2 separate regions of the Homo sapiens genome follow, and region 1 is linked to region 2. A link is a loop called in an ENCODE intact Hi-C map of the cell type or tissue named here. Cell type or tissue: gastrocnemius medialis. All regions are shown on one strand. Links, peaks and the distances in the headings refer to the core of each region. The heading gives the core; the rest is flanking DNA. Region 1 has its middle 2.6 kb from the start of TFB1M. Region 2 overlaps TIAM2 (TIAM Rac1 associated GEF 2).

What was found. Peaks named below come from ENCODE experiments on the same cell type or tissue, not always from the same donor. Only the 100,000 strongest peaks of a DNase experiment are listed, where the experiment ranks them.
Region 1: a loop joins it to region 2, with 7 times the contacts of the local background. A loop is called at or near these places in 51 of 110 quality-filtered maps.

The regions. Positions count from the first base shown.
Region 1 is chr6:155,315,630-155,318,551 of GRCh38, forward strand. No RefSeq gene overlaps it. Among named protein-coding and RNA genes, the nearest start is that of TFB1M, 2.6 kb to the left of the region's middle. In gastrocnemius medialis, for the core only: a CTCF peak has its summit at 1,766; no DNase peak of the experiment used is centred there; H3K27ac peaks cover 1,090 bases.
Region 2 is chr6:155,173,337-155,176,258 of GRCh38, forward strand. All of the region lies in intron 9 of TIAM2 (TIAM Rac1 associated GEF 2), which reads left to right. Among named protein-coding and RNA genes, the nearest start is that of CLDN20, 89 kb to the right of the region's middle. RefSeq lists an enhancer at 1,643-1,702. In gastrocnemius medialis, for the core only: a CTCF peak has its summit at 1,590 (motif pointing left); a DNase peak (open chromatin) is centred at 1,565; H3K27ac peaks cover 493 bases.

The sequences.
Region 1 (2,922 bases), core at 280-2,779, 140 kb after region 2:
TATCGTCCAAAACACAGTATACCTGACAAAGCATTATTTCACAGTTATATTCATTATTTCCCGTACTCCTCACAATGGTCCCATGTGAATGAGATTATTATTCTTAGTTTGCTGTGAAGAAATAGGGGAGGTGAGGTCATTTGACAATGCCCAGAGTCAGACAGCAAAGTACAGAGAGAAGACAACCTGAGTTGTGTTTTTTCTGAGTTCTGATCTCACTGGCCACACTCAAGTATCAGCTTATTATTTTTAAGTTAATATGTGTTAATTTTGTAACATCTAAATATATAGAAATACGAATCTAGGTGTAAACATAAGCTTACAGTTTTCATATGACTATTTAAAACAATTGCAATAAATATATACAAAACCAATACAAATGGTCTTATTAATTGACAAGGATGAACACTGTTAAATCACGACACTTAGTGCTAACTGGCAGGTTTTCTTTTTTTTTTTTTTTTAAGTTTCAGCCTACCAGTGATCCAGTGTGCCATGTAATGACTGAATGTTCTCATTAGTTTTCTGGAGTCAAACTATTACCAAATCTTTGTTCAATTTTTTTTCCATTGTCGCTTGTCTTTCTTTTGGAAGAATATGGAAGCTACATATTAAGTCTGCCTGCATCTGTTTTCAGTAGCTTGGAAACAAGTGAATTTGAATTATTTGGCACTAATGCTACCATGAACACACACGTTGTGTAACAGGTATAAAGAGGATGTTCAGATGACCCCAAATATAATCACATGAGCTTTTTAAAAGATTAACATCAACATAAAAACAAACTAAAATCTAAATGAGTGAAACACCTTTGCGTGGAGAATTTGTAGATTCCTGATAATTTGTCCCCAGATCTAAATATGAATTTATGGATGGTTTATACCATGCCATCTTCAATAACTGAACCTATTTATAAAGCAGCTTCCTTTGTTACTTAATTCTCATTTCAATTCTGTGATGTAGGTTCACAAAGATGTGTCTTAGTTCATTCCTGCTGCTATAACAAAATATCTGAGACTGGGTAATTTATAAAGAACAGAAATGTACTTCTCACAGTACTGGAGGCTGAAAGTCCAAGATCAAGGAGCTGGCAAGTTTGTTGCCTTGTGAAGGCTGCTCTCTTTACCTCAAGATAGCATCTTGTTGCTGCATCCCCCAGAAAAGAGGAATGTCATGTCCTCACATGTCCAAAGGCAGAAGGGCAAAAAGGGATTAGCTAATTCCCTCCAGCTCTTCATAAGGTTGCTAATCCCATTTATGAGAGCTCTACCTCAATCAATTAATCACCCACTTAGGGCCTCCCTGTCAATATACTATCACATTGGTGATTTAGTTTCAGCACATGAATTTTGGGGGACATTCAGACCATAGCACAGTGCTTTGCTAGTAAGTGGTGTAACTGAGTTTAGATCTTCTGACTGCACTGTGCTTTTTATTAACCTCTGATACGTGTTAAATAATTTTTTAACTGAGTTAAAAATTCTAGCTTAGGAGAATCTTCCAAGTTTTTAATAGTTCTTGAGATCCAATTTTTATCATAAATATCTAATCCTCAGTTTTTAATTTTCAGAAAATTATGCATAACTCCCTGCAAAAGCCTAAGAAATCAGCAGGGGGTGTTTTAGTAGTGTATTTCACATATTAATGCAAATGGTTTTATCCCTTAAAAGAGAGGTATGCAGTTTCATCAGTTTTGAAGCTTTGAAGTGTCTGCTTCATCTAGATACAGATTTTAATATGCTAAAATATTATAATTAATACAGAAATCACTAGCCCCACCTGTCAGTGAAGATGAAGAACTACAAATGATTCATGCTAAACTATATTGTAGTATTCTAATTTGCGTAAAATCCCAAAATGATTATGTAGGAAAATTACTTATTATTTTAGTATTTACTTTAATAAAAATGCATATGTGACTTTATTTGGTATAAGTGATTTAGTCTCTATTTATAGAAAAAGTGCTAATTTTAAAAGGTTGTCATTTTACCGTTCCCTGAAAGAGACTTGAAAGCTGCAGAGAGCAATATCTTCCTGCCATGTGGGAATTTTCAGAGAAAATTAAATGTGGCTTGGAATTGCCAAATTGAACTTTATAAAATGACTATTATGGTATGTAAAGTGCCCTTTTCCGATAGTATTTTATAATTACATATAATATGATTCAATGCTCCAGAGAAATACTAAGAGCTGCATTTCACACATATTTAGGGTTTTTTTTGTTTTAATGGCTCTTTGATGCACACTGTTCATTCACAAAGGAATCTAGTGACCTACCTAGAGGGAAGAAGGAAAAACGTGATAACTCTGAGCAGACGGACCAAATGCTTATTCTGTGGGGATAGAAGTAGGGCAACTTATGGCAACAACACGAGCTAATTGCCTGAGGGAACCATGGAACACTTACACTATTTTTGAAAATACAGCGTTTATCCCTGTTTCAAGCAGTATTTGAAAGCCTGCTCATTGTCCCCAAAGGTCTGTGAATTATTGCCAAGTATCCTAATAAGATGTTGAGGATGGGCAACTCGTTCGACTCAGGGAGCTATGGGTAGGGCTTTTTCCTATACAGTAAGCAAACCTTTTTGTGAATGAAGAAAATATGCTAACAGCATTATAAACGAATTAGCCTTTATTATATAGGCAAACCTTTGAGATACTATGGGTTCAGTATCAGACCACCAAAATAAAGTGAATATCTCCATAAAGTGAGACAGATGAAGTTTTTGGTTTCCCAGTGCATATGAAAGGTATGCATACATTCTATTGTTGTCTATTAAGTGTGCAATAGCATTATGGCTACAAAAAATATGTACATACCTTAATTTAAAATACCTTATAGCTAAAAAAATGCTAACGGTCATCTGAGCCTTTAGTGAATGTTAACCTTTTTGCTGGTAGAGGGTCTTGCCTTGACTTGAT
Region 2 (2,922 bases), core at 165-2,664:
GGGTCAACAGTGTAGACTCAGAAAACCATTGCTCAGAGCAGTTGTAGCACAGCACCTTGTTTAATGGATTTTAATAGGATTATTTCTTTTGTCCTTCCATCCTTCCATCTATCTGCACACTTTTCTCTTGTCCAGAACTTATTCTCCTTCAATAATCTGTTAATTTTTCTTCTCGAAGCTTCCAGAGAGCATTAAGAACTTGACACTATGTCAACAGATTTGAGTAAGATACTGAAAACGGACAGCGTTTACCCTTCTGCCTGTAATATGACTGTGAATTTCTAGTTGTATCCAGCTCAGCACTGAAGTTTTGGGTGTGTCCTGGGTGTGGGACGCACTGTGTTAATGGCTGAGGGAGAATGAGGATGCAGAAGACAAAGCCTCTGCTGGTATTCATCTTCTCCTGGTGCGGGACTTAGAAGTGACTCTCCTGTGAGCTGGGCTTTGCCAAATGCTGTACCAGGGACATAGGAGAGTAAACTCATCTAAGTGAGAGGACTTGAGGGCAGAGAAAGGAGAGATAGGAGAGAATTCATAAGACAGGGGCATTTTAAACCAGGTTGGAGGGTATATATGGTTTCAGCACTGACTCTACTTGTAAGGACGGTACAGCAGAGAGAGGAGATGGAAGTGAGCACCGGTGTGGAGCAGGAGCATGCCACTCCCTTCTGGGGAATGTTCCCTGAGCCATTCTGTTCAATGGGAACATGGTGTGTGGCTTAGAATAATGGAAAGTAATCAGGAGATTTGGGTTGCACCCATTTTATATAAAGGGAGTTAACTGCCAGGCGGGCATTCTGTGTAGTATAGTGGTGGTGTGAACCAGCTCATCCCAGACTTCCACCCTTCAGATCCCCGGAGTACCATAGGCACTAGTTGTGTAAACTTGGGCAAGTTTCTAGAATTTCCTGAGCCATATTTTTCTTGCCTTTTCCATAGGAAGTGATGATGGTGCCTTCCTGAGAGGGCTGGCTGTGAGTGGTGAGTGAACTGATGGCACATCAGGAGCTTGTTTCATTTGGTCTCACGAGATGCAGTCTTTTTTTTTTTTTGAGATGGAGCCTCCCTCTGTCGCCCAGGCTGGAGTGCAGTGGCACGATCTTGGCTCACTGCAACCTCTGCCTCCCAGGTTCAAGCTGTTCTCCTGCCTCAGCCTCCTGAGTAGCTGGGGCTACAGACGCGTGCCACCATGCCCGGATAATTTTTATTTTTAGTAGAGATAGGGTTTTACCATGTTGGCCAGGCTGGTCTTGAACTCATGACCTTAGGTGATCCACTGGCCTCGGCCTCCCAAAGTGCTGGAATTACAGACGTGAGCCATGGCGCCCGGCCAAGTGATACAGTCTTTCTCTGATTGTCAGTAACGGTGAGAACAAGAGGGTGTGAAGGCACAGTGTTAATTTGTACTGCTCATGTTCCTCCCACACCTGTTTATCCATAATTACGTTCTTCCTGATCTCCAAAAGTGCAGCAGTAAATTAATTGCTCTGTCACCCTCAGTGGGAGCCTGTGACTTCCTCCGGGCCTTGTTCTTTGTGATGTTTCTTACTCCACAGTGACCTCTGCTGGGTTTTAGTTTGCTTCTCAACAAGCCTGGTTTCAGAGGTGGGGCCTGCACCTTTAAGGCAGCATCTGTTTGTTGCTAAGCACCGGGTTGAAATCACTGCCCAGATGAAAAGTACCCGAGAGAATGAACCAGGGAAAAAAATGTGCCTGTGTAAGACAAGAGCCTTTAGCAGAGAGTGTCCGGGCTGGTTCCTGGCATCCCTGGCTCCTTGCATCTGGTCCTGTCTTTTCCTTTGGCATTGGCACGTGTGGGGATGTGCATTCTGGCTGTGATCATCCTTCCAGAAAAATGTACTGAAAGCGACAGATCCAAGACAAATCCAGAAATGTCACTTCAAAATTGAGCACCATGTTTTCAAAAAGATGGCACAGAGAGACAGATTTTTCCCTTGCTTTCTTCTTTTAAATTTCTTTACGATGTCTCTTCTAGTTTTTAAATCCTGCATAGGAGGATCTTTTACTTTGTATTTAAAAATGCATGGAATTCAAAGTAAAATCACCCATTAATGATAACTTTAAAGTATGATGAATGATATATAATAATGTGATAGTATTGAATCTACAGGTGACATTTTCTGGTATGTAAGGTGTTTCACATAAGTGACCTCTTTTGCTCACAAAAACTTAAGTAACAAGTAATTTTTTCAATATGAATTATATTAATAATATCCTCTTTTACAAAACAGGAGCTGAATCGTACGTAGCAAGGTAAATCTTGTCCTAGGCCACACTTTGCTGGTAGAGTCTGTGACTTTTGATTTCGAAGCCCCAAATCTTTTCTTTACTGCTATGTGAATATAAGAACCTACCCAGAGAGAAACATGTCTACATCGCTTAAGAAATGTATGCTATTTTTGTTATGAATTACAAAAGGACGTATTAGCATGAAGTCAGCAATTGTTGTGATGATGTAGTTGGCACACTACACTTTTTTGGGAAAGGCTTCCTGAAGGTGGTATTCTTTGAGATGATTTTCCAACAGTGTCTATGTGTGAGATAGCTGAAGGATAGAGAAAAGATTTCCCAGGACTATGGGTTAATTTTAAGGAACAAATAGATTTCTGTCAGTGATGAGTCAGGCTAAAATTAAAAAGAAGAAACAAAGACAAAAACACAGATAGTCTTAGAAGAGAAAGCTTGTGCTGGATTAAGTGCAGTTCAGAGTCAGGATGGCAGGCAGATGTCAGTGACCATGGACAAGGTGTGTCTGGAATTCAGTGGGAGGTCAGAGAGGGATTATGGCTGAGATGCAGGCTTCACAGTGGCCCTTCTCAACCATGATCCCAGAGCAGTAAGCGTGGATACTCAGCAGCCCTTACATGGATTGCGGTGTTCTTTTTTTATTTTTTGAGACAG